7 separate regions of the Mus musculus genome follow, and all the other regions are linked to region 1. The links are chromatin loops, found by intact Hi-C in ENCODE. Cell type or tissue: heart. All regions are shown on one strand. Region 1 holds the start of Gm39033 (a long non-coding RNA gene). Region 2 has its middle 32 kb from the start of Gm36260. Region 3 has its middle 2.2 kb from the start of Gm45990. Region 4 has its middle 120 kb from the start of Gm44689. Region 5 holds the start of B130024G19Rik (RIKEN cDNA B130024G19 gene). Region 6 holds the start of Gm44689 (a long non-coding RNA gene). Region 7 has its middle 24 kb from the start of Gm39034.

The links. A loop is a pair of places that touch in the nucleus more often than their neighbours do. Peaks named below come from ENCODE experiments on the same cell type or tissue, not always from the same donor. Only the 100,000 strongest peaks of a DNase experiment are listed, where the experiment ranks them.
Region 2: it touches region 1 in a loop (5-fold over the local background); 4 of 42 quality-filtered maps call a loop at or near these places.
Region 3: it touches region 1 in a loop (2.0-fold over the local background); 3 of 42 quality-filtered maps call a loop at or near these places.
Region 4: it touches region 1 in a loop (4-fold over the local background); 3 of 42 quality-filtered maps call a loop at or near these places.
Region 5: a loop joins it to region 1, with 4 times the contacts of the local background. A loop is called at or near these places in 3 of 42 quality-filtered maps.
Region 6: it touches region 1 in a loop (6-fold over the local background); 2 of 42 quality-filtered maps call a loop at or near these places.
Region 7: it touches region 1 in a loop (9-fold over the local background); 5 of 42 quality-filtered maps call a loop at or near these places.

Annotation. Positions count from the first base shown.
Region 1 is chr7:71,090,430-71,094,429 of GRCm38, reverse strand. Gm36011 (a long non-coding RNA gene) reads left to right here. Exons shown (of 6, transcript XR_391596.1): 6 at 3,679-4,000. It overlaps Gm39033 (a long non-coding RNA gene), which reads right to left and starts at 3,433. Exons shown (of 3, transcript XR_882210.1): 1 at 3,205-3,433. In heart, no CTCF peak of the experiment used is centred here; DNase peaks (open chromatin) are centred at 939 and 1,939.
Region 2 is chr7:71,409,958-71,413,957 of GRCm38, reverse strand. No RefSeq gene overlaps it. Among named protein-coding and RNA genes, the nearest start is that of Gm36260, 32 kb to the right of the region's middle. In heart, a CTCF peak has its summit at 1,594 (motif pointing right); DNase peaks (open chromatin) are centred at 1,637 and 2,287; H3K4me3 peaks cover 1,336 bases; H3K27ac peaks cover 2,509 bases; H3K27me3 peaks cover 540 bases.
Region 3 is chr7:71,035,402-71,039,401 of GRCm38, reverse strand. No RefSeq gene overlaps it. Among named protein-coding and RNA genes, the nearest start is that of Gm45990, 2.2 kb to the right of the region's middle. In heart, no CTCF peak of the experiment used is centred here; no DNase peak of the experiment used is centred here.
Region 4 is chr7:71,580,270-71,584,269 of GRCm38, reverse strand. No RefSeq gene overlaps it. Among named protein-coding and RNA genes, the nearest start is that of Gm44689, 120 kb to the left of the region's middle. In heart, a CTCF peak has its summit at 2,265 (motif pointing right); DNase peaks (open chromatin) are centred at 329 and 2,289.
Region 5 is chr7:70,363,386-70,367,385 of GRCm38, reverse strand. B130024G19Rik (RIKEN cDNA B130024G19 gene) reads right to left here and starts at 2,003. Exons shown (of 11, transcript NR_045850.1): 1 at 1,895-2,003. It also overlaps a transcript of Nr2f2 not described here. In heart, a CTCF peak has its summit at 2,359 (motif pointing right); DNase peaks (open chromatin) are centred at 1,825 and 2,365; H3K4me3 peaks cover 3,562 bases; H3K27ac peaks cover 3,492 bases; H3K27me3 peaks cover 1,283 bases.
Region 6 is chr7:71,702,796-71,706,795 of GRCm38, reverse strand. Gm44689 (a long non-coding RNA gene) reads left to right here and starts at 719. Exons shown (of 4, transcript XR_003946799.1): 1 at 719-826. In heart, a CTCF peak has its summit at 2,320; DNase peaks (open chromatin) are centred at 1,095 and 1,935; H3K4me3 peaks cover 991 bases; H3K27ac peaks cover 1,593 bases.
Region 7 is chr7:71,309,827-71,313,826 of GRCm38, reverse strand. No RefSeq gene overlaps it. Among named protein-coding and RNA genes, the nearest start is that of Gm39034, 24 kb to the right of the region's middle. In heart, no CTCF peak of the experiment used is centred here; a DNase peak (open chromatin) is centred at 2,206; H3K27ac peaks cover 992 bases.

The DNA.
Region 1 (4,000 bases):
TACTTGGACTTTGTGTTTCTTACATGCAAATCACTACAATGGAAGTAAACAACAGATCTTGCCTTCCTCCTGTTTCTAGTTCAGTCCTAGCAATAGACAGAATCCTTGGCAATATAGACCAAGGCTTTATGGATGTCTGAAAGATAAGGGTGCCTGTTGAGAGTTGTTCTTAGGACACAGAAGAAAATAGTGTCTGAGTCAGAGTTCATATATTTTTAAGCTCACGATGTAGGACTAGACTCCACAGACCAATCCAGTCCAGACCCATTGTCTGTTAGCACTGAACTCAGTGGTGCACAAAGGTACCCTCTTCTCGATCTTGTCAGAAGGACAAGAGAAGCTCAAAGATCTAAGCAGTGTCTTCTGGGACAGCTTAGAAAATCAGTGTTTACAGCTCATTGTCAGGATTTTGGAAGAGACAGTTGTGTGTTCTGGCCTCTTTCTCCACTGCTATGTATTATACCCCACAAACAGATATGGATTTAGGATGGTATGGATTTGGGCCACAGACAGCTGCAGGGTTGTGATAATGTGGAATCATACTTCAATTAAGCCCTCTAGCTAAGAATTATAAAACATCCAACTCCATGTCCCCCTGTGGCTTTAGAAAAATCTTCCCTCTAAACTGTGATTCTATACCTTTAACAAGCAATGTGTCTTGGATAGGGAACTGGGGCACCATCTACTTTTAAAGAAGATAATAGATTGTATCAACAACCCCCATCCCTAAATCCTCAGAACATTAAGTATTTTTAAAAGTCAAAACAATGTCACTGTGACTTTCAATTAGTTTCCATTTCCACGCCGCCTCCAAACTTCCTGATTCCAGCTGGGATTGTGATCAAAAATGCAAAAACATATGTAGAGAAGTTATTCTCATGGTACATCTGACCGGAAGCAGGAAGTGCTAACTATCTCACGGGACAGCCTGTTATCAAAGTATACCCTGTGCAGCCTTGCCAAGACAAGAGCAGTTGTTTATGAAACACTCAGATAAAGAGACTCCGGGAGAATTCAGCTACAGACTCATCACAGGGAGACACAAGTTTGGGAAGGCTCTCTGGACCTCTGTATCCGTCACCAAACACAAACACAACAGACTTGAATAGCTAGCTGATAAAATTATGTTCTATTAAAGATGTGTGTGGCATTAATAGATTTCAGCTGCTCTTGTCATAGAATGAACTATGCAAGATGATAGATTGGTTAACCTGCCTCTGCTGGGTTGTAAAAACTGAAAGACCACCATTTATCTGTAAAGATGTTAATAACTTTAAAACACCTATGTGTTAAAAAGATTTAGAAATTAGCAAAATCCTATTATTATTATTATTATTATTATTATTATCATTATCATTGTTATTATGCACTGATAAGCAGCTGTGTAGTCAGAGCAGCAATTGGGAGAGGTTACTGTGGAAATTTACTCCACCCCTTTGCACAGAGGAAATAATAACTTTGCTCTTCAAATGTAAAATTACACATTTAGTTTCTCTATAGTACTTGAAAATATTTAATGCAGACTTCCAAATAAAATAACCTACATTTCAGGAAAATGCCTGTTTTTAAAAAGTGCTCAGAATTTTATCCTCTTCTCTTTTAGCTAGGATAAATAGAAGGAAAATCATTTTCAAGCATTCTAACCATGAATTCTGAACTCATCTGTCATAAAATCACTGGCACACAGCTGGCAACTGGAAAAAGGATACTTTTAACCTCAACTGGCATAAACGTGTGTATTTATTTTTAAGAAGTGAAGTATAAACAGACATTCGGAGAGCCAAGTGTTTTATGAAGAAAAAAGACTTTGCACACACACATACACACAGAGAGACACAGACACACAGAGACACAGAAACACACACACACAGACACACACACATCTCCCAAGGGGCCAGGAGGATTTCTGTGGATGTGAATTCTACTCACTGTTAGTATTAAGGAAGTGGTGGCTTTTTAACAAGTTACTCATGCCTGGAAAATAGCCCAGCTTTGCAAGTTATCCAGGATTCTTTGCCAACTGTCCGTGGGAATCATTGGGATGGGAAAAGTTCAAATTTGTTTTAAAAGAACTAGCTCAATGGAAAATTTGAAGAAGAAGAAGAAAAAAAAAAAACTGTAGAAGACACCAACCACTCACTCTGCTTGTCTTCCCGTTAAGTAAGGGAAAAGTTTAGGCAGAGTTGCTTTATTTTTCTTTGGCATAATTTTAAGAAATGGTAGGCTTTTATTTCTACTACCCAAGGATAGCCTTTGATTAAACTGAGGTTGTCAATAAAGGGATAGAGGACCCTCAGTCAATGCCATAAGCCAGGTGATCTGGTCTAGCTGCCAATCTTCCTTCTTGTCCTTAGTACATTTTTTGCTGTCAGTTTCTAAACCACAAATGGTGAAAGGAGCCACAATCGGAAGTGATCCAATCCATCAACACCAGTGCAATATCACCTTTTCTATAATCTATGGACTGTTCGGCAAAGCACGAGGGCAGTAGTTTTCAACCTTCTTAATACTGTGGCCCTTTAATAGAGTTCCTCATGTTCTAGTCACCCCAGCCATAAAATTATTTCATTGCTCCTTCTTAACTGTAATTTTGCCGCTGTTATGAATCATAATGTAAATATATGATATGCAGGTATTTGATATGTGACTTCTGTGAAAGGGTCATTCCGTCCCCAAAGAGAGAGGTCTTGATGACAGGTTGAGAACCACTACTCTCAGGGCTTTCCTCTTGCTTATATTTTATTTGTGCTGTAGCAAGACTATAAGTCAACATTTGCTCTCTCCCTCCATTGTTTGTCACTCTAATTTTGGAGACAAAGTGCATGTTCAGCTTTTGTGTGGGTTCTGGGGATCCAAGGTCAGGTCCTCATGCTCCTGCACCTACCACTTTACACACTGGGCTATCTCCTCCACCCCAAGTATGTTTCGAGATGTATTCACCCTAATGAACTTTTTTCCAGATATGGAAACTGAGCCACAGACTGCACTTGATAAAACAAAAGGCAAAGGAGTGGTAGAGACCCAAGCAAGCAGTTTCAGTGCCCTCCCTTCAGCCTCATAAGAGAAAGCTCATTTCACAAGACTCTGTGCCATCAAACTCTGTTAGACCACAATACACACTGATGGGACAGAACATTTGTAGAACAAGGGTGAAAATGGAAGCTTTCGGTTCCATTCATGATAAATAGATGTGAATGTTCTTACCCTTGGAGCCAACCAGCCCAATGGGTCCATTTGTCCAGTGTCTGTTCATCCCAACAGTACTTGCATAGAAAGAACAGTAGTAACCAGACATGTGTTAGGGATACTTCTTGACTCAGCAAACAAATAAAGCAGCACTATCTTCTTCTTCAAAACATATCTAGATGCTTAAGGATAATTACTATTTTTGTCTACAAAAGAGAGTAAAATAAAATATTTAAATATGTTCTATCTCTCATAGACAGTTAAGAAACTGGCTCTTTCAAGTAGACACTTGGTTAAAATGATGAGCAAGAATTTTTCACTGTCTTACTATTCATATGTTGTTGTTGTTGTTGTTTTTTTTTAATAAGTCATTGAGCATGTTCTAGAGATTGGGCCAATGAGTTATTTTTAGTATTCACTCTCTTAAACAGCAGAAGTGCTTCAGGGACTAATTTTCACCCCTCTGCATTTACATTCCTTGACTTTTTTCAGGATTTAATATCTAGATAATTGCTTTTACTTGGCATGATGAAGGAAACACTGCCAGCCCAGTTTCAAAGATCTCCACCTACAATGACAACAGCGGCGACAAATGCCCTCTACTTGGCTGAGTTCATTTATTGAGCTTCAGAAACCAAATTTTAAATTTGAGATTTGCCAACTTGGAATCCAAGAAGTCTTCACTTTTATTTTCCTGGATGGAGGTTTATTCTTCATCTATGAGAAGATACCTTACTGTTCTCACACAAGTAAAGTGTCCAAATTGCATCTAAGGTGATGCTATTGATACTGTGCCTTTTTAAATGCCTTGATC
Region 2 (4,000 bases), 320 kb before region 1:
GTTAACCACTGAGATATAATATCAATGCAGGCATAGATTTTTGAACCCAATGTCATCATTTCAAACTACCAAACAGCTTTGTTTTTTCCCCTTAGTTTATATGCCCAATTTTTTAAAGTATCTATTGATATAGTACAGCAAAAGTGTCCACTGAGCATTAAGTGCTGAGTGTGGGAAAGTGTGATCAGGGCTGCTAATGGAGGTTTGTCACTCAGTGGGTTGGTGTGTCCTCGTGACATGAACGAATTATTCCTAAGTGTTTTTCATTTGTATTGTTAGCTACAGACTAACATAGTTTCGCCTTTCCTTCATTTTCCTATGAAGTTAATATTAACCCACTGAGGTTGAGCTGGTAAGATACTCCACAGAGTTTGAGTTTAATATTTTATGTAGGTTTTTGGCTTTATGGACACACTTGTGACACCATGGACTTAAATAACAATACACTTATTTTATACAATCAAAAATTAAGTGTAAGGGCTGGCAAGATGGTTGAGTGGAGAAGAGGAGCTTGCTGAAAAATCCCAGTGAACTGAGTTCAATCCGCAGAACCCATGTGGTAGTTCGCTTTCAACTTAGAAGGTGCTTATTCCAAGCTCACCTAGGTAGCAGAGAGAGAAGGTCTCAGGACTCAGAGGGCATCAGGAGAGAGCGACAAAATGAGGATAACAAGCAACCGTCTAGACAGACTTTCCCTGGAACACCTCAGATATTACTGTCTCAACATTTCTTTTGCCGATTCTGCTGAAAAGAAGGTATTACAATTTCGTTGGCATTGGTGACCTGGCATCTCTGAATTATTTCCTGCTTTGGTTTACAGAGGAATAAGCCTGTAATTAATTATATATCAGAACATGAGAATCGACCTGGCAATAATGTACAGGCTAAGAACGTTCTATTTACATATGTAGGTTATTTAAAATATGTCTTGTTAAATAAATATTTAAAATCCCTCCTTATTTGGCTTATAAAGTGTTCGAAAAGAGGCTGCAGTTTGACTTTACAGAATGTTCAAAAGTGAGAGACTTGATCTAGACAATTGTCCATGCCCAGTTAACATCACCTCCTATCCTTGCATAGCAGGGCACACAGAAAACATTCTTAGTAAAAACAACAACATCAATTATTTACATCAGCACTGAAATGTATACTAATGGGAACAAGTTGGTCTTCAGGAATTCATATAACTTATAGAACATATAAGTACAACAAGGAGCCTAGGTATGAATGAACGAGATGCCCAACAGTGGATAGGGTGTATGGAAAACAGTGGTGTCACAATAAAATGTTCCCTCTGTGGGTAATTTCCTTCTTGTATATATCTAGATTTACTTTTAAAGGGAAATAAAATAAAATAGAGAACCAAAAAGAGATTTTTTTTCATGCCCGTCAAATCAACAAGACCCTGGTAAGAAGAACAGACACAGGACGTGACAAGGTGGGAAGATAAGAGAGTCTCAATGATACACAGGAGGGATTCTGCTGGAATTGATGAGGGCGCCCTGAAGTTAACTTTCCTCCAGAGGGTTTGCCTCTAACCGCCTTTGGTCCCTGCAGAACGGTTCTGTGAACATGGCAGCTGCGGATCCACCAGGGGGAGCAGTTCGCCAGCACAAAACCAACCTTCCCGAAGGAAGCCGCTGAAGTTGGCTCTTCCTCTCAATTTACACAGCTGACAGGACCCTGATTTTATCAGTTCTCCTAGATGCAGCACGCACATACCTGGAGCTGATTCCCTCCAGCCAGCCTCATGCTACTGGGATACGATACACCTCACAAACTCATGATCACAGGCACGCTTTTCCGTGCATAGCAGCCCTTGTAATGTACCTCGCCTTTTTTTTTTTTTTTTTTTTTTTTTTAATAGGAAGTAATTTGGGCTCAGCTTCCACACCATCTTTTAAGGAGAGAATGAATAGTTTATCAAACTAGTTGTTCGGCGTGGCATTAAAGTGTGTGAGAGTCTCCCTCAGGTCTCGAAGGCAGGTATCTACTGGAGTTTACTGATAACCCGGTTTCTCTCTTCAGCAACCCCCCCCCCTTTTTTTTCTTCCTTTAACCAAAGCCCTGGGGCTGGGAAAGAAAACAGCTGTCAGAGAAAGGCTGGTGTCGGTGATAAGCCTTTTGTGTGCAAGCTCAAACTTTGAGACCAGCCTGTCCAAACAAAACAGCTGTGGTCTTCAGTGTGGACGGCAGAGTACACCAAGTCTGTTGGTGAAGGGGGGTTGGGGGGTTGGGGGAGGCAGAAAATATGCCGGTCCCTGAAGCATTCTGTACATGGTTGCACAATCCATGAAGGAATTCCCAAGGGGAGCCAAATTTTATTTTTAGTAGAGGTCAGTCCTCCGGTCTCTATCCTAATCCTCCATTGTGGCGCTTTAGCACATTGCTGTTACAATAGCCCTTGATGCTTGAGGTGGAAAGCCTGGCTCCTGGCTCCGCAGCTCTGGCATGAGGAAGGCGGAGGAGCCTGGGGGCTCATTCTAGACTCCCAAGTCGCTAGTGAAACTGCTCTCGGGGACCCTTGTTTCTAGATCAATCTGCTTCAAGATCCGCCTCTTTCTGTTAGTCACAGAGCCTGTGTCAAGAGCCTGTAAAGAACAATGTAAGGGACGCCAAGGCTACTTTGTAACCTTAGTCTGTGCACCCGGCTCTTAAAGCCACTAAGTGAAGCGAAAGTCACTCTTTTTTTTTTTTTTTTTTTTTTTTTTTTTTTTGAGAAACAAGCAAACAAACAAACAAAAACCCAACAGACTGTTTCTGGAACTTATCTGCTTTCGTTCCCTCATTTGTCCCTCATGGGCAACTCTGTAGAAAGCAAGCCTGCAGCTGACATTCAGGGAGTAGCTGATACCACCTTTCTACGGGGGTTAGTGTCCCTTCTAAGTAAATCAAACACAGGAACTAACTTAGGAGCATTTTCCTTCAACCTTTCTGTTATTATACATTCTCATAATTTTCAAATTGACTTCTGAATAAACCACAGAGGGGGGAAAATCATGATTCTCAGGTGATCTTACGTATTTAATCTGTCGATTGTTGTTGTATGTTGTTTTTTAAGAGGACCAGGCTGAAAGAGCTGAAATCATTTCGGGCAAAGTTTTATTTTTGGTATTCCACTACTTTATCACAGTTGTTCATCCTGGAAATGGAAGTGAAAAGAATCCCATTAAAAATACATAATAGTATGGGCCAGGCATAGTAGCACATAGAATCCCCAAACTTAAGAGACAGAGGCAGTGTTGAAACAAACTCAAGAGCTAACATTGTGATCTGATGTTATCACAGGGATCTATGTCTCAGTATGGGGGTAATCTGGGTATTTTTGGACCAGGAGACTGAAGGACAGACAGCACTTTACCTGGCTGATTTTCTTGCTACTCTTCTAGTTGTGTTTGCGCAGATACCACAATGCTATATTCTGAATTCTGGCACAAATCCATGAGAGGTAAAGCTTACATGGGTATTAAGTGCTTAGTCACCAGATTGAAGAAACTGAGTCACATTTTATACCTAGTAGAGCAGTAGAGGGCTGTCTGCCCCTGCCCCTGCCCCTGCCCCTGCCCCTTTCTGCTTTTGCCTTTTTCCCTTGCCCTTCCATTCCTTTCCAATCCCTCGCTTCCTGAGTTGCTCCAACTTAAGGACCTGTATGTGATAAACAAACTGTACTGCAGAGCCATGGGTCAGACCCCAGAGTAGAGACTTAGCATCGCAGGCAAAAGGAGACACCGATTTCAACAAGATGTCAAAATTGTGCCCATACCTGACCCGGATTTCTTAACACTCCTCATTGAGAAGTGGCCCTCTGCCTAGACCCATCTGCAGGTCCTTGGCGAGCGGGACAGGCTGTCCCAAGCCTCCCATTTAGTGTGAACTGCTTGCAAAGGAGTTCAGAGTTTTTCAGAGTTTTGTGACAACTTCTGCCCTGCAGATAACGCACTTGAATGGTTTCCTTCCTCCCCACATCTCCCGCTCAGCACTGAAGAGAAGGATCTACCTT
Region 3 (4,000 bases), 55 kb after region 1:
GTGTGTGTGTGTGCCTGTGCATGTGCACACACAGGACCTGGGGGACTTCCCCATCAATACTGCTTGTCATTTCATCAACCAAGCATGACCCTTTTCTGGCACTAGCTATTTATGTTTTCATGTCTTTGGCCCTCCATGCAAAATACCTTGAAGCATGTCAAAGGGAAAGGAAGACCAGGAACACCTTTGGTGTGTCTGATTGTGGCTGTGAAGCATCCACCAGGGTGCCACCAGTTTCCTGTGGATCCTTCCATAGTCCATCAGGGCTATGGATATGGATTCAGTCAACAGAATTCAAGTGGCATTCTGATGCATGGCTCAGAACCTGGAGGCTGTGGTCAGCCTAACTTGTTTCATGTGACTTACTTGTACAACTCACAGCCAGTCTCCACCCACCTTACCATAATAAGGCTACTAATATTGTAAGGCGTCTAAGCCATAACTCTTCTGGCTGTCTTTCTATTAGCTATAGACTTGCCCCCTCGGGAACTGTAGCCAGCAAGGGGCCATTTGACTGAGAACTCTCCAGATTTCCTTCTGTGCACCGGTGTGGTCATGGGCATGTTTTTGCCAATTCTCTGTAAACCAAGTCTGCTATGTGCAGTTCCGTGCTTTTCTCCCTGTCCCCTCGGTCCCCTTTCCTCATTCCTGTGGGCTGCTCTAACACAGTTGCAGAACTGGTCGTCCAGGTTTGACAGCATAGTCTGGAGTTTTGCTGTAGAGAAGTGCTGTGAAAAATGGCCATCATTGGCAAGAGAGGCCCCTTGCTCTAGCAAACTTTATATGCCCCAATACAGGGAAAAGCCAGGGCCAAGAAGTGGGAGTGGGTGGGTAGAGGAGCAGGGCAGGAGGAAGGTATAGGGGACTTTTGGGATAGCATTTGAAATGTAAATGAAGAAAATATCTAATAAAAAATTAAAATTAAAAAAAAGAAAGAAAAATGACTTGCTGAAAAGCAAGCCAGCACCACAGAACAAGAGAAGATGCATCAGACTGCTGAGGAAAGATTATCCACCTCCCTAGGCTTCTGTCTCCCCGTGAAGACCATGAGAGATGTGTCGTTTTATCTGAGCCATGGTATTTGCTTTTTTTATTATTATGTTTCCGTGCCTATCCATATATTAGTATGTATAGCTAAGTCTTTTAATTATAGAAAGGAGTAACCACTTAGTAACAACAACAGCAAAACATCATGAAGTTCTGAAGGGCTTATCATGCATTTCTGTGCCAACATATACTACATATCAATAGCTGTCCCTCACCTCACCAGGTAGCTACTTGAGGAAGCACTGTGTGTGAGCCAAGAAAATGTATAACTTTATCCAGCATTGCAATACATAAGTATAGGTGATATTAAATATTGGTAGTTTCTTCTCCAACACTCTCATTGCCTGCTGTCTAGACTCTCTAACAGGTTCTGCCACATTCTGAAACAGGGTAGCCACATTCTCTGAATATTCAGATTAAAACTGCTAGAAAAACAAACAGAGAGGCAAAGTCCATAATTTCTTTACCTGCTACTAACAGGTCTGGGATTTTTTTTTTCCAGCCTTCTTCCTTACTGCACTGGTGGTGAGCACACCTATACTTGAAGATGACCGTAGTGAAGGAGATGAAGCCCTGAGATGGTGACCTTTTACACTCAAGTCTGCCATGAGGATGCTCAGAGCAAACGGAACTCAAGGTGTGAGGGAAAACTAGAGTGGGGAGGCCTGAGGACTGATGTAGCCTGTGGAAATGAAAGAAGGGAGCACCCGACTCTCTCACCGGGGAAGGATTCCAGATTTCGTGGGTAGGGTGACTAAAATTGGTGATCTCTGCCCAAACCAAAGACATGCTTGTATGAGAAGTGAAACTTTCATCCACATGTGTACGGAGAGCTTTCATACCTTGTATTTCTTCATTGTGACTCCCTGATAGCATCTATGGGACTGCTAGAACAAAGAAACCTGTGTTATGTTGATGAAACATACATAGCTACATGTAAATAAGAACTTCATTATTTATCACTGAGATCTGCCTGGATATATTATACAGAAGACACACTAAGAAAAGTTACGAGCTCCAGCCTTGACTAAGCACACCTTACTCCAGCTATAAAAGAAGAGTACTCAGCAAGGACACCAACTTCCTCTAGAGAGCTCTTTCAGAACGCAAACTAGAGACAGACGCATTTTTGTCTCAAAGTGTATTTCAGAATAGCACGATGGTCCAAGTCCATTTTTAGAGATCTCAAGTTGATATAAACACACTGATATTTGTGTTCTCAATCCAGCATATGGAGAATGTCAAGAGTTGGCTGTTTACCAAATAAATAATTCAAGATGATGGACAAAAAAAAAAAATCAAAAAAGATGTCTCAAAATAGACAAAGCTATTAGCTAAATCTGAGCTGAGTATGAGGCGAACAACAGTCAGGGAAATTAAAGGAATTTGAAAAGATTCAGAGAGTCAAATGTGTGCATTCATAAGGTAGACTGAGTTAGTGATATGCATATATCAGTGAATTTTAATGTATAGAAACTAAGGGATCACCCTTTGCGCTTGCTGGTGCTCACACTCACCCGCTGTGCAGCACTCTTACAAGCTGTTTGGAGCTACGGAGGTGACTCCTCCTTCGGTATAGTTCAGTCACTAGTAAGTGAAGCAAGGATCAGAAGATAATTCTGAGTGACAGAATTGCATGGAAAGGAAAAGAATATATGGAGTCATCGAACACAGTGGAATAAGGCTAAGTGGGTCGGAGCTAAGCGGCAATCCTAAAGTACTCAGCATTGTCTTTTTTTATTAGCTCAGTCCATGATGAAAGCCTAGATATGTGTCATTCGGGATTCTGAATGCATCAACACGTATGTTTTAAACTATTAGGACAGAGAGGCGTTTACTAATTAGACACGTAGATACTCGATCACAATATGAGAAGCATTGTCAAAGAGTACAGTCGCAGTCTAATTTGTCACATATTCAGTGCTTAACCATTAGTACATTTACTTCTAGGGGTCCTTGAGTGGGTGTATCATTTGCCAGGTAATGTTCTGACCAGTCATCTCTTTTTGTCTTCACAGTCTTCTTAAATCTGGAAGCTATATTACTGACTACCAAATCTGAAGAAATGAGTATATACAGACTCTTGGTGTAATGGCTATTCTTGGTTGTCAACTTGATTATATCTGGGATGAACTACAATCCAGAAGTGGAAGGTCACACTTATATTCCAGATCTTGAGGTTGTAAGACTCAGGCTTCTGAGCCAGCTATTGGAATAGAGAACTTGAGGCATGTGGTCATGAAAAGTTTAGGTCTAGGCAAGGCAGTCTATGCCTTTAAGCCCAGGAGACTGAAACAAGCAGATCTCTGAGATCAAGGCCAGCCTGAGACAAAGCAGTTCCAAATCCAAGTGTGGTAGAACACGCCTTTAATCTGGGTCACACCTTCTTCTGAAGGCCTATATAAGGACATTGGAAGAAGGAAGACTAACTCTTCTTTGCCTGCTTGCAATGACTTGCCAGCACATCTGTTGGAACCTACTACTTCAGGATTCCAGCTTAGACAGAAGAGCAGCTGAAACTACTAGCCCTGTGAGACTGAGCAACTACTAGTTTTTGCACTTCCCATTCACAGCTGCCCACTGCTGGGTTAGTTGGACTACAGACTGTAAGTCATTACAATAAATTCCCTTAATATATAGACATTCCATAAGTTCTGTGACTCCAGAGAACCCTGAACCTCTTTGATAGTAAGGGTCAGGTAAAAACCCAGAGTATGGGTCCAGGGTTGGGAGAGGAACTTCTCTACAGCACCATAAAACATTTTGATGTATGTATATAGTATCTATATACAAGTGCTGAATAAATTACTACATTCTGGAAGAGCCAGTATTTCTCTCACATGCAGTAACCTCATATATAGTGTCTATTTATTTGGAAAGTACCTCTGTCTCTCTTGACCACAGAAACTTATGCCATGTTTCTCCAAACACCACAAAGAGATCATGCATCTGA
Region 4 (4,000 bases), 490 kb before region 1:
CACACACACACACACACACACACACACACACACACACACACACACATAGGGCATTCATGCACACACCCAAACACATTCTCTCTTACACAGATATACCAACTGTAATAGTATTTTTAATTGAAAAGCATAAATTTGGACTGCTAAATCTATTAACGATTTGTTTTAATTAGGAACCCAGCTGCTTCCTGAGTTTTTGCAGTCTGGGGTTCAGAACTTCTGCCATACTGAGAATGAGTCTCAAGTGGGTTGCTTCAGCCTTCCAGATCAGCATTTTTAAAGACTTGTTGGAAGGAGGAACTGCATAAGCTTCTGGGCTATAAAATCCCAGCTGCATTTGTCCTTGGGTGGGGATGGGAATGGTTTGTTAGTGTAGCCAGAGACCCAGCCCTGACCTCTGCTTTGGCCCTGTTATAGCCATCAGGCAGCCTGATCTCTATCACTCTACTTGAGTTCTTGCCAACTAGATGCAGAGATGAGCCATTGTAGTTGATTACGTGGTTCAAACTTAGACTGCCACCAGTAGAGGAAGCTGCTATTTAATTGAAGTTCAAAGCATCCAATAGGACTGGTCATTTTGTTTTGTTTTAACACAGAGGAGGTTTAGAAAGTAGTTCAGTACAAATACACTCAGTAGAGTTTGAAGGACAGAATGTTCTTTTGGGAAACTGTTTTCTTATGCCAAGGCCAACATTAAGAGGAGCACAGAATATTTTGCTCATCAATGAGTAAATTCATTATTATGTTTATTCACTTTTTTGTCCAGGTTTTAATTCAATCTTTACTCATAGCCTTCAAAGTCAAATATGTGGTACTAGAAACATGAAGAAGACTAAGGCATTCCTTTGCTTAGGGAGTTAGAGTTTAACGAGAGAAACCTAGAATATGAAAGGATGAATATAGAATGGAGTGGGCACTGGTCCAGGAGGACACAGAATACAATAATAATGGTGTTTGGGGTTGAGCCATTGTCTGGCGACTGAGTCTATAGTTGGATAAACATGACTAAGGGAAGTATGGGTAGATTAAGGAAAGGATAGACACCGGGGTAATTATCTGAGGAAGGAAGACTGTCTTTTACAGCCCTATGAAGAAAGGCTTTCATAAAAATTACATGGTCAAATTGGAACCCGGAGAAGCTGGGCATGGGGAGGTCAGGTGAGGCTAGCTATGGGAGATAAGAAGCACAGACTTTATTATCAAGAAGCCACTAGACTGAGTACAAGAAAATGTCAGTTCAACATGAGAGGAAGTTCAGTTGAGAAATTATTTACCCAATGGTGAGGATACATAAACAAGCACAGAAAAATACACTTGAAGAGACTGATATTAAGGAAATGTCTCTAAGAAGCCAAACTTATGACAGGTTAGAGATAATTAGGAAAGAGAGTGGCAGGTCAAAGATGCTCACAGCTGTGTCAGTTTGGCAACGATTGAAGAAAGAATAATAGACACTGTATTCCTGAAGAGGAGTAGCCATGCTACAATGGGAAGAAGGGAGTCCTTGCAAACTGATGGGTGAAGATGGGTTGTAATGGATTACTTGCTTGATAATTGAAAAAAATCACCCAGAGATTCCATATGCCAATGTAGAGAACACAACGTAAAAGATTGAACTAGAACATGCCAGAATTTCTACAAATTCAATCATAGAAGGGAAGTTTCAAAAATAATGTATTTGATTTTAAATGGGCTTCATTAATTCATTAATGTATTATCAATTAACTTATCAAGAAAAATTCTTTTAACATTTAATATAATGGGAAATAACTAGGGATCAAGAAGCGATAACGCATGGTCTATAGGGGTAAAGTAGCATCCACAGTAGCCCACGATTTTATAGTTTGAGAAAACTTTATTAGAACACACATCTATATTGATTCAGTTAAATGTTGCCTATGGCTATTTTGATGTTCAGTGGCTCAGATGAGAAGGTAATTGTAGAGATTGCCTGATTCAAAAAGCTATGTAGGAGAACAGCAGAAGATGCTCCCTCTAACAATCAAAGAAATGGGAAAGCCAATGGGAATATATTTACCTGAATTAGGAAATTGGTATGGTTCTTCCTGTGTCACTGAACCAACTTGAAGAAGGATGCTTAAAATGTTTTAGTAGAATATTTGTTCACTCCATCCACCTGTTGCCGGCACATGAAGGTAAATGGTGCATGAATGGCAAGGAATAGTCAGTACTGGAGTGTGGATGGCCTATGGAAAGGGTCACTGGAACCCACAGACCTAAAGCAAGGTCGGGGAACCCTAAGGAGCAGCCACAGGAGGGCAGCAAAGTCACATGATGTTAAAAATAGCTCCTTGGGAGCAAGAGAGGCCAGCAGTGTGCCTATTTAAAGAATTATCTGGAATTTAGTGTAATGCAGCCGAAGATCCAATGGGAGTTGCTTTAGCATGACTAATAGTTTCCCCTGGATCAAATTAGGAAGTACTCAGAAATAAAACTTTGCACTTGAGAGAATCCACATATTTGAAAACAAGAGAGAACTTTGATTATCAGATGATGTGTCAGTTAGTTCCTGGAGAAGGTGTGTGTATGTCCACTTAAATAATGAATGTCCCCATTTTATCTGAGTCCTTCAGAAAATGGCATAAGCACACTACCACCATAATCCTGCAGTGAAAACAAAATCTTCTTATAATTATTTTACAGCAACAGTAGACATTGGACATTGAGAAACAGCATCTTTCTTTCTCTCTCTCTTTCTTTTTTCTTTTTTTCTTTCTTTCCCTTCTTTTATTTCTATCTGTCTGTCTGTCTTTCTTTCTCCCCTCCACCACATTTACTTATTTTGTGCTCTGCTCTTGCCAAACATTGAATTTGAGAAGGGGAATATAGCACAAGATTAAAAAGAGAGTGATGGAGCTGTTTTTTAATGTTAAAATCATGCTCACACCAAGAATAAAAAATACCCATAGGGAATAGATCCTGACTTTAAAAGATAGTTCTGCTTTTATTTCTGTTCCTTGCTTTGATTTTGGTCATATGTCATGCCACATTTTAATTTGAAAATGTAGACAGACATCTAAAATCTTTGGCTTGGAAGGACAGAAGATCAAAGTTTTAATGTAGACAAATGTACTTATTCCATTTTTTAGACTTTATTTTGAAATTTTATTTTCAAACACTGAGCTTAGAATCAATTTTTATAACCTATTTAATTGAACTTATATACCCCTCCAAAGTTGACATGGGTCTTAGAGGTGACAAGCCAGTTCTTGACAGAGGCATGCCCACCATTCAACCTTCCTCAACCCGTTCTCATCTCTGGTGATAGTCTTTGTTGGCTCATGGCGGTGCATCTATTAAATGCTTGCTGAAATAATTATATTTTGAAAACCCTTGATATTTAGGAGGAAATTGATGACTCTCTAAATCAGGATCAACTTTGACCAGATCTTTCCAACTAAGAAGAAGTGATGACTAAATAATTATAACAGTTATAAGAATTTTTTTTCTTTGATTATGACAATAGATAAAAGCTTACACATTGGGAATTAAAAGGAACTTTAGTAAAAAATAATAATTAACTTTGTAGGGGTGTATGTATGTGCTAAAGGGAGAAGGCAGAGAGATAGAGAGTGTAGAAAGTAAGGGAGGGGCTGAGACAAATGGAGCCCTAGCAACTTTTGAAGCAGCAATAGAAAGATGTATACATAAATGTACAGCTTTAATAATTTATAGACTGTTTTCACTTACAGACAATTCACTAGGCTCTGCCCAATAGTTACCTTGCAAGAGCTTGCACTGCTGCTTGCTAGCATTGAGCCAGGCATATAAGAAGACCTCTCTCTCTCTCTCTCTCTCTCTCTCTCTCTCTCTCTCTCTCTCTCTCTGTCTGTCTCTCTGTCTCTGTCTCTGTCTCTCTCCCTACATGTTCCTGGCTCATCTCTTCCTCTCTTCCTGTCTTTCTTCTTGTCTTCCTGTCTTCCTCACCCTCTCTCTGCCTCCACCCTTTTCTCTTCCCCAAAATAAATCTTTATACTGGTCT
Region 5 (4,000 bases), 730 kb after region 1:
CACTGTGTTTAACTTAATTCCTGTTTAAGACAGGGACAAGAAGCAGTGAAGAGCGTTCGTTCCATTTGTCAAGTCTGACATACATCTTACCATAACAGTTTCCTAAAATAAAAGATTCATGTTTCCCCATTCTTCTCCTCTTAAAACAAAACAAAACAACAACAACAACAAAAATCCATTAGTTCAAACTGTACTAAACTGCAAGAGACAGCTCAGTCTGCTCTCAAGTTTTGCCAGTTATTGTATCTCTGCTTCTTTTACTCGTTTGGGGGAATTGATAAGGGGAGGGGTGAATTAAGTATTCATTATTTAAAGGCATGAAATAGGGGAACCCCTCCTCCCAAAAGAAATAGATTTCCTCTTCAGGAAAGTTCTAGAATGGACAGTAGAAAGGGGAGGGAGGCACTAATCCACAGGGGAGAGGAAGAAAAATCATTGGGGAGGGGGGACTTGAGTTAAAAGTAGAAAATGAGGATTCCAATTGATTCCTAGGAAAAAATGTTGGCCTCCTGTTTCAAGTTCTATCTTTGATCCAGGGTGAGAGGACCGTGTCTGCCAGTCTTAGGCTGCAGCTCCCCCCCCCCTCTGGTTTTTCCCCCCCAACTTGCTTTAGGATTAGCTTCCATCCCTCTCAACCCCAAATGGTGGAATTTGGCTGTGCCTCGGGGTTGTCCTGCTTTGCAATATTGCCTATAGTTGTTTTCGGTTTTCTGCTAAGACTGAGCCGGGTTGCTCCAGCCTCCGACTAAACTCATTAAGTTGGGAGATTTTTTTTTTTTTTTCAATTGGAAGGGTGTTTTTAAAGTCTCCTCTTTCCAGCCCCAAACAAGGTGTAACAACGCACTCTTCCTTCTAAGGCATCAGATGAGAGACAAGGATCACTCCAGACAGCTCCTACCTACGGTTTGGGGTTTTTTTTTCTTAAAGGCGAGGCTTGCATTCCTCAGCAGCTATGTACAAAGCTCCCTGAAGCTGTCTCTCTCTCTCTAAAGTTAGTGTGCAGGCTTTTCCAACGGCTGAGAGCGCCTGGTACACAGGGAAGCAGTTCCTTGAGGTGGAAGATCTCTTCTTTCACCTTTCTTTTTCCCTGCAGACTAATGCCTACTTTTTTATCAGTTTGCACAATCGCTTAGATAAACACCGAGGAGGAGAGTCTCTTTAATTATCAAAGACACATCTTTTCAGGGGGCCAACAAAGCATTTATTTCACCCGCCAAACTAAAGGAGAGTTATTCCAGTTTAGAAGGAAGATGCAAGCGGTTTGGGACCTTGAACAAGGCAAATATGGTTTTGGTATGTTTGCTTACTGTATTTTTTTCTCTTTCTCTTCTTTCTCACTTTTCTCCTTGTGCTGTGTGGGGTTGGGGATGACTTGGGGCTTTTCAGAAAATCGCTTTGCTAACGTGTATGCAATGCCTCGGACTGTGGTTGAAGGGGTCTGGGGGAGGGTGGGGGCAGTCAATTCAGTGCGTTGCCATATTTTATTACATGTATGTGGTAGCAGAGGTGGAAGGGGGGGATACAATTGCAAAGCTGCCAAAATATGATTAAACCGAAGCATAAAGACTGCGGTTGCCTCCCATCTCCTCGTCCTGTCTTCTCAAACTCATTTCCTTCCATAGAACTGACTGAAAACCAATCCTATATGCCTGGTTTTCCAAGCAGCAGATTGTCTAGGTTTGCTAGCGAAGGGGCTGCTAGGCTGGCTTTGGGTATCAGAATTTCCTGTTCGATTTGCCTCTGCGCTTCATTTTGCAACCTTGTGCAGCTGACATGCAGGCAGGCAAGCAGGCAGGCAGGCAGGGACCAAAGCCTTGCCTGGCGCCCTCGGCCGCGGTTCCGGAAGGAGAGCGCTCTGTTAAGCTAGGAGAATCTCAAGGAGAAGGGTACTCACCATCGGGCGGGGTGGTGAAGCTGGCGTGCGGATTTCAGGCAAACGTTTACCTTTTTGCTGTCTATTGCAACTGCGCCGGGCTGACTTTAGAAGCAATTCTGTGCTCTGTGCAAAATGTTCATGGAACGGTTCCTCATTAAAAAAAAAAAAAAAAAGCCAGCGAGAGAGACGACAGAGGCAGAAAGAAAAAAGAGAGGAGGGGTGAGGGGGACGCACATAAACCCAGTTTCAAAAAAAAAAAAAATCATCTCTTCACTAGAGACTCCGGAAACGTAGAGGCAGCGAGATCCCAGCACAGTCCAACCAAGCCACAACCAAATAATTTTCAATCCTGAAGAATTATTCAGATTAAAATGTACAGAAGTTTCATTCTCCTATGCCTACGTGAGCCCCAAGTCGTTTCCCTTTAAGGGCTCCTTTTCTTTTAAAGTTGGATTTTAGGCAGCAAGGACTCTTACACTAGGGGGCAGACAGATACTGCACTTACTTCAATCTTAAGCAATTTTTTCCCTCCCAGCATATGCTCTGATTTAGCACTGTAAATTTTTCAGAGGACCCAACTCTGACAGCCCCTGGTGATTTTCAAAGTACCACAAGCCAGTGGTTAAAAATTGCATTGACTTGGAAGTTCAGAGGGACACAATGGAAGCCCCTTCTCTATTCACGGAGCTCCAGTGTGGTGGAAGAGAAAAACACACACGACTAGATTGAGGGAAAGGAGAAATTCAATGGATCCTGGATTCTACTGAGCTCAGAGTTAAACTCGGAATTGCTGGGGTCTGTATTCATATTGTGATTTAATCTGTAAAGAATTACAGACTAGCCAACCACTTTCTGCAAGGAAACCATATTCCTGGGAGCTGAGGATATATATTTTTTTCATATTAAGACAAATGTTTTCCCCTAACTTTGACCAGTCAAATAAAGCTTGCCACCATTCTCATTAAAATAGATTTACATTTGCAGTAAAGGGCTTGGCTGAGTTTTTAAAAATAATAACATATAGAGTTGTATCTTTTAATTTTAGGACTTTTAAATCTTAGAGTTAAGACAGCTGAGCATCTTTAAGAAGGGCATTTAAAAATATTTTTGCTCCTCCCCATCCCCAATTCGGCTGTCCTGTCTCTTCATTCTCTCAGTAAAATTAATTACAATTCATGTGGTGATTTTTTTCCCTTCCCTTTCTAAACAGCATTTCTATAGCTAAATGAGTCCTAAAATACAAAGTGAAGCACCTCTAACTCTGTGGTAGTTATGTGCCTAGCTGGCTGTAATTCTACAATTCATATATACATATATATATATATATATATATATATATACATATATATATATATTTGAAGTCTATAATTTCTTTAGCTTGAAAAATGAGGAACACACACACGAAGCTTCTCCTCAAAAATCACCTCTTCGTGTGTGTGTGTGTGTGTGTGTGTGTGTGTGTGTGTATGTGTAAAAAGTAATCTTGACATGGAAATGGCTGCACTGGAGAGGCAAGATTAACATTTCTCCATAATCAATTATGCTCATCTATTAAGTCGAGATGGGGCTACCTATTAAATTTCCTGTGTCAGCCTCAGTCTCACTATATGCTGAGCTTGCCTCTAATCTGACATTTGCAGTATCAAATAATTCCTTAAATCAGAGAAGTTTTTTTTAAAGACCCACAATTCTCTGAAATGACTTATTTTCTATCTTTCTTATTCTCTGTAGGAGAAAGTTATATGGTGTCTCTAATCAGCCAGAAGTGCTCAGCCTAGCTTTACTCTATGACCACCTTATTACACACCAGGTTTATGATAGGCTAGTACCTGCTATAGCTTGTTATTTCTTAAAACATTCAAATAATCACAGCACCTGCCGCTGTAGTGCAATATGTGAGTTCTGTGGAGAAAGGGAAGGCTGAGAAAGATTTCAGGGTGAAGCTTAAATAGGATTTTTTTTTCTCTTTGCCAAAAAGTCAGCGTCTGCCTGCCCATATCTTTCTGCCCTCCTTGTCTCACACTCTGTCTCTATGTGCAAAAGAAACTGCCCCGAAAGCGTGGTTTTCTCATGTCAACTGTATGTTCAGTTCATTTTACTAAAGTAAAATTTACACTGCCAAAT
Region 6 (4,000 bases), 610 kb before region 1:
TAGAGAGACCCTGTCTCAAAATAATGCATAAACAAACAGACAGACAGACAGACAGACAGACAGGGGGATAAAATATTTGTTGCATTTCTATTTTTGAAATCCTGTAAGTATCTTATAAATAATAAATTTATGACTTGCTCACTTCCTTGCATAGGTAGTGAACACACCAACTTTTGGGTCGACATTAATTTTATTTTCTAATTTTCACTTTTTAAATGAATTTCATTAGTCAGAAGTCATATGAATGCATTTATAGGCTTTATTAGCTTATGACCCAGTGCTCAACCAGGAGGCCACAGGAAGCCTTGCTCCACTAGACTAGAAAGTTGTCCATCCTGGACAAAAAGAGTCCCAGGAATTTTTTCCCCTAGGCAAATTACTCTAGTTACTAGCTGTTGGACGTCCAGGGGACATATCTCAAGGACAACATATTTTAAGAGCCAGACAGGGAAGAGTGCTAAGAAAAGCTATCTTCTTACTATGAAGCTGCAATAGCAACCAGGAACAACAGCATTTGTGACTACCCACTGAACACAAACACACGGACACACAGAAGGACAACTGACAGACAGAAACGCAGTCCCAAGCACATTCCCATAAACATATGACAAATCATAGGGGAGGGGGCTAGATGAGAAGTAATTAGGTAGGTGGGATGAAAAGAGGGGGAGGAGGTGCGACTGTACTAGTAAATGTATGGCTTTTTTTCCCCCTCTAGCACTCAAATAGGTTGGATTTTGGAGAGCAATCAGACCAGGTGGGCAAAGTCAAGCTGAATACAGAGTGAAAGAGTGGGCAGAGTGGAGGTGGCCAGCCCAGTTGTCAGGTGTGTACGGTGATCTGGTTATGGACAGCTGGGTGTGACCAGAACTAGTCCAGTGTGGGCCAGGTGGAGTGATTAGGTGGAGTCCCCGGTAAGCGGAGGTTGGCGATCAGTGTGGGCGGTAATGCCTGCGGTCCTCGCCCGCAGGGCCGCTTGCAGACAATGGCTCCCCATCCTTATCGCTGCTCACAGGCCTCCCCAGAGCACAGCGGGCGGTGGCTCTCCCTCGGTCCGGACTGCCGCCCCGCCGCCCGCCGCTTCCTCCAGGCGACCTCACGGCCTGGGGCGCGGCGCGGACGGCCGGAAACGCTTGGTGGGATGGCGCGTCGGCGACACGCGCGGCCCGGCGGGGAAACAAAGGCGGGATGTGTGCGGCCAAGAGTCCGGAAAGCGGGCGCCGGCGGCGCAACCCCCGCTCCCCGCCCATTGTTCGCTGCGCGCGGCCACACGCGCCCAGGGCGAGCTAGCGCATCCTGCCCGACCTTCCCTGAGATGCCTGCCTGCGCTGGCTGCGCTGGGCAGGTGACATTCTGAGCGACCTTGTGATTTCAGAGCTGTCTTTGTCTGAGAGCTCCACATGGATGACTTCCTCTGACCACCATGCTGAGAACGGAGTGATGTTTCACTCCTGTTTTCCACATGAGAAGAAAAACCAACAAAAAACAAAACAAAACAAAAAACAAACTTCAGTAGAACAGGCTAGGTCTACTCCTGCTAATTCCAGGGTCCCAAATGAAACCATCTTCCACATGACTCCACATCTGAATTGCCATGGATTTGACTGTAGTTTTAAGTCAAGCATTGCAATAAAAGGAGTTTCTTTAGCCTGGTCCTTCAAGGCTGGTTATCTAGAAAGTCCAGTAGGAACCTAGAATTTCCGAGCTGGGATTTACTAATGACTTCCTGCCGTTTGCAAGATTGTCCTTTCCCCTATTGTTTTGGTTTCTGGCTGGCCCATTGAAGGAGAATGTGTCACTAATACAAAAACTAAGTGTTGTCTGTGGCAAGTGTTCAAGTCTAAGGCATAAGTAGATTGAGGACCAAGACTTTCAGAGTCAACAGATTAGTCAACCTGCAGTTTCCATCTTTTGAGTCATCAGAGTTGGCCTCCCCTAGTTAATCCACGAATGCACATATTTATGTGTTTTTTGACAACCTGTGCCCCCCGGGGGAATGAATTCTGGATGGTTGTTGATCCAGTCTTCCTTTGTTGTTAAGGCAGCCTGTGTCTCTTAGCACCTGAAGATGACCCTAGCTCCCTTGGCCTGAGGTCAATAAGGACCAAATTGCTCTCTTGTGGTACTGGATTTGTAAAGAAACCGGACTGTTTCATGCCAGAATTAGATGGAGCCCTCTGGCTAACCAGAAGAGGTTCTAAGGACTGGTGATCAAAATTAAATATAGTGAGCCTTGTGGAACATTGACCAGCTGAGGGCACGGGTAAGGAGGAGACACCAATCCTTTTCCTCGGGAGGTCAGAATGTTACAGAGAGGTTCCAGTGCTTCTAAACATCCTCTAGGAGGGGCTGTGAAGTCATTTATTGGAAAAATACTTACCAAGTCTTACTGTAGAAGATTCTGAGGAGAATAGAACAAAACAAAAACAAAACTGGAAAATTGTCTTAGATCTCAACCTCATGGTTTATAATCTAGTAGAGAATGTCAGAAAAGAGTACTTGATGTCCATATGCAAATAGTGAAGGCGCTGGCCTACAGGAGACGGTGTGCATGGCGGTGCTAAAGGGGCATTGCAGAAGGAAGGCTACCATGTGAGTAGTTTTTCCAAGAGCATCCTAGGCTTGGGAAAGATTATTTCAGAGTTGGCTGTGTGGAGGTTGGAAACACTGTCTGTTAGGAGAGAACTAAAGGACCCTAGTGTGGCTACAGCTTCTGCGTGTTTGGTGGAAGGAGTCCTTGGCTGATTCAGAAGCTAGTTTATCAGATCAGATCAAAGAGGGCATCTAGATTAGACTAGAGTAATGGGGATGACTAGAGATGGCAACAGATAATAGAAGAGGAGGATGGAAGAGGTGAGCATGAAGGAGGTTAGTACACAGAATGCGTGCGAGGGAAAAAGGATTTAACAAAAGTAGCCCCACCAGTTACTGGCTGAGCAGTTCCCTTGGAGCAATAATATGGAAGAAAAGGTCAGGTGGGGCAGTTATGCATTATATCTTGGGCACATGAGATGTGAGGTGACTTGAAGTGATTGAGATGTCATCAGAACACTGAGGTGGGGAGTGGGAAAGGAACAAACTTTGTTGGAAGACAGATGTCGCCTTCAATGTGACAAAGCAGGAATAAGTGGGGTGAGGACCTAGGTAGATTCATACATTTGGTAGCAGGGAGGCCCAGAAATGGGTGGCTTGAATACTTAAGGCTCAGAATAATTGATAGGGGATAATAACCAGTAAAAATTAAATATTAGGAGCTCATTTATTATAATATATAGTTTTTATTTATTGAAATGGAAAATCCAGATGGAAAAGAGAAGGGTAGTTGGTCAAGGAAATATGAGCAACTTAAGATAACTAAGAAGATGTAAAGGAGAAGAGAGACAGCATCATAGAATGAAGGGGGTCCAGCCAAGACTAGATGACAAGTGATGGTTAGGGGGCCATATGACTGATGCTCGCTTGGACAAGGACATGGCCAGGATCAAGACTGAGTCAAATAGTTATAGGAGTTATTGGAGAGGAATTAGTTAGGAAGTGAAGCCCCTGAGGTTTTGAATCTTCATCTTCACACATTTAAGGAACCTAAGGTAGCAGTAGGGCTTAGGTTAAAAAAGAAGAGGCTTCCAACTGGGGCCTCTCATTTTTGATGATGGATGGGAAAGAGAGACAGAGATGGGGAGGAAGAAGAGGTATCAACACATCTGTCAGCAACAGAGGCAAACGGGCATTGAGGAATCACCATGAGTGGGCAGAAGAGTCTGGGTGGGGTGAAAGAGAAACTAGAAACCTCTTCACCGATCTGCCCACTTCAGGCGTCCACCAGTAACCCTTGCTAATATGAGCAATTAGACCCGAAAGCACTTTCATCTCTGAAGTATTTCTGGAAAAAACATCTTTCCCACGTTGTATTTTTGAAAATTGACAGAAGTCACTGAATAGGTTAGCTCTCCAGAGGACTGTGTGGAATCTGTGAACTCCAGAGCCAGAGGAAAAAGCACTT
Region 7 (4,000 bases), 220 kb before region 1:
GTCCTATTCTGAATAGCTTTGGAATCCATAAACAGTAAGTTTTACTCTTTGTCACAGGTTCTTTGAGGGCAGTGGGTGGGCAGGACGGAGCCAATGGTTACCCTTAGTCATATGCTTCTGCATACTTAGCATGAAGACCTTTGAGATAATTACATTCTGCATATCCGAGCCAACTAGCAGAGCTTCAAGATGACAGGAGGATACATCTGGGCCCGATAACAATTGCAAATACTCAGGGCACACTCTTAAAAAGAGCTTGTGTTACCATGTGAGACAGCATGTTTTACAACACTCACAACAGTCAGATAAATAAAACAGCTCTCGGTGGTGCAAAGCTTGCTGGGGGAAAAATGTATTTCGTAACATTTCATTTAGAGCAGAAAAATTTCCCCACTGAGAAGGGAACATTTGACCCTGAGAAAATGTTAAGTTCTTTCCACAGCTGCTTGAGGTAATGACAACGCAATACTCAAGACTGCTATTAATGATGTTGTATGGAAAATGACATCACCTCTCCTTCAGAGGGACAGTTTTGGAGCTATGGGTCCAATTTGAAAGACTAGAGAAGAGCTGGTATAAAAAGTCAGCCTCCTTACACAGTTCCAAACAGAGAGAGCTAGAGTGAAGAGTCTGTCTGTATATTTATGTTTGCACCCATGCTAAGCGGAAGATTTTTTGTTCGTTTTGAAACTGTCTTTCGGGGCAGGCTTAATGTGTGGAGCACAGCTGAAGTCAATTTCAATATTATCATTCATGCTTTGGAGTGGAAGTCAGGTAGGAAGAGGAGAAGCCGGAAACTAAGTCGTCCACACTTACAGAGATGCTAACCATTGCAAGTGAGTTCCCAAGCAAGCCGGCTGGCTCACAAGTTCAGTAGCCACCAGGCCCCTTTCCTCCTGCTGTAGAGAACTGCAGGATCAGAAACAGAGGGGCGCATTGACTGGTGCCTGCCACGGCCCTCCTTCCCCCTGGTGCGACTGCAATTTGGTGGATGCAGTTTGGCATGTGAGTGGTTAATATTCTTGCTCTTTCATTCTTGGGCACACTCTTGTAACAGTGGAAATCTCACACATTTACCTTTCCCTTCTGGACATTCTTCTTTCAGACTTGTCTGTCAGGATCAGAACTTTATCCTGATGGAGCAACAACTAAATATGTGACTCCCATCTCTCAGGCACACTGGAGCCCTTCGCTTTTTAGTAAGTTTCACTTTCTGAGTTTTAACAGATAAGGGAGGGGCGAGGGAGGGTTTTGGTCTCTGTTTAGCAGATGTGACTGACTGGGGCTCAGCTGTATGAGGATGCCCCTTACCCCACATCCCACATCAGAACCTTGCAGAGCCCAAGCTCAGGCCTATCGGATCTAATTAGATAAAGACCCTTCATTGATGAGACTACTTTAAAATGAACAGTGATTTCAGCTTCAAAAGTGCATGCCTTTCTTTTCTATATCTCAGACATAGAGCAAAGTCAATAGACCGACCCGCCCACAATGTGTTCTAAAATAACCCTGAATTCAGATGCACTGAAAAATGGTTAAATGAACTGATAAAGCATAGGGAATAACATATAATATCCTGTAGAGATGTACGCCTCCTACATAGATGGATACTGAATATACCTCTAAACATGTGTTATTTTAACAATCACATGCTGTAGCTCCCAATTTATTCTCATGAGGAGGGAAATAAACACAGATTTTCTTGACCGTAATTAATGTGTTTAGGGACCACACTCCACGTTTTACTGAGTCCCTGTGCACTGGGCTCCTTCGGTCATCTCTCTTGAAGACAAAATGCACCTTTTTCTTAAGTAGTCCCGAGGTTTGGTTTGTTTGTTTATTCAGGGGATGGTGGAAGGACATGGTTTCTCTGGAAAGCTGGCTCCTGTGTTCTCAGGGGTTATAAAAATGGGAATCATTTTTATTGGCAATCCCCGGGAATAGTGCTGAGACAAATGGAAAGCTGAAGATAAGGATCCTCTGAGGTGCGAACATACAGCTGTTGGGAATTGCCAGAGAATCGGACCAATAAAGGAAGTCACTATTTTTCCAGGCCTGAAGTGAGTTATAGGGCGAGACGGGTGTTGTATATTTATGTAAGGCAACAGCAGGGAGTTTAAGCGGCTGGATATTGCTGAAAGAGCATCATTCACATTCAGGCGGAGACAAAAGGTGGAAATGAAGCAACATCCTGGCCAAAGAAGGCCTCAAGACAGAATAATAACAGTTCAGAGAGGGGGGCTGTGTGCACGGCCGAGGGTCGGCCTCAAAACCAGGAAATGATCGAGATGCCTTGTCAGATCTTCAGAAAACAGTCACACACACGCACACGTGCAGGGATACACATACACACTCAAACTCAGGCCTGGCCAAGTGTCCTTGGGAAGGAGGTCATTTATCTTTCATAGAACTGTGGACAGAATTACCTGCAACCTTCATCAGTGTAGCCAACAAGATTGGCTTACCAAAAGTGCTGGAAAAAAATTGTATTTTGTACTGTTGTATGTGTACACACATACATACAAAAAATTTTTATACACACATATGTATAAAAATATGACATCCACATGTGTCAGCAGGCCTCTTGTTTGCTATCTGTTTTACACAGACTTCAAACTCACTGAGTTAGAGAAAATTCTAATTCAGGAAAATATTCTAAGAACATAGATCTGGTTGTCCTAGAGTTCCAAGGAAGGGGATGGGCAGGCAAAGAGACTGTCTTATCTTCTTGTTTATTTATTGTCCTTTTGCTTAGAGGAAGTTGCAAGCTGAATGGAAGGCTCATGAAATCCCATTCTCCTCTTGTGACAAATACTAAGAGGAAGAGAGAGAAAACCCGTTTTAGGGGGTTGGGGTTAGGGGTGGGAGAATGACCCCAAATAGGAAATAGAGGAGTTTCAGCATTCCATATCAATCTTTATAGGTAGTCTGTGGCAGTCTTGAATTTTTTTCTTTTATCCTCCTAAGAAGAAAGGGAAATGAAGAGACGACAGGGGGTTGGGGGGCAGTTATGGGGATAATTATGATCAAAATAAAGTGCAAGGAAAAACATTTTTTAATTAGTTAAAGAAAGAAAGAAAAGAAAGAGAGAAAGAAAGGAAGGAAGGAAATATTCTAGTATACCCAAATGTGAAATGTTACTGACCTTTCGAATGTTGGGTTGTAGATGTTTCTGAAACTACTCATTTGAGTACAAGCCAACAAACCAAGCACAATTAAACTGAACATATCCTATCCTATAGCCAACTTTCTTTAACACTAAACCTGAGTGGTCATTAAAATAAGGAATGGTAGGCACAGCTGGCCTAAAAAAATGGTGAGAACTATCCAAAAGTTATCTGAGGAGCTGATAAGAAAATTTGGGAAAAATTCAAGAAAAATTAAAATGCTTGGTAGTAAGATGAGTGCTTTGTGCACCACAGAGTCAAGGCCTGGCATGAGCTTTTCTTATTCATAGTAAGAACAGTATGACTGAGAAGGGTGTCTTGTGAAGAAAGGGTGTTTGTATCCTTGTGGGTATTTTCCTCAAATGTAAAGGGATCAAAAAAAAAAAAAAAAAAAAAAGAACAGAATGGCTTTCACTTTTTCTTTCCTTTTTCTTTCCTTCTTCAGTCTATGGCTAAATAAGCAGGAAATCAAAACAGCCAAGAGTGATAACTAAGCAAGATGAATGGGATGCACTGGAACGCAGTAGCTTCCTCCCCACACTCTTCCTACCCTGCCCATGCCAGCTTTCTGCTTCAGGTCCAATATTGTCAGAGCATGGGATTCAACAACTTTCCTAATCACCAAAGGCAAGGAAGACTAAGAAGTCACATCCCAAGAGTTAGCAACTTGTGTATGGTGACAGTTTGTGCTGCAATTGCTGGTGAGCCTACTAGACAGAGTAGAGAAGACAAAATCCTTTAGAAACCACATATGTAGCAAAGTGGTTCTCCTTTCCAACTTACTATTTTCCACTGGGGAAATATATAGCCCAGCATCTCAGGGCTGGGGTCGT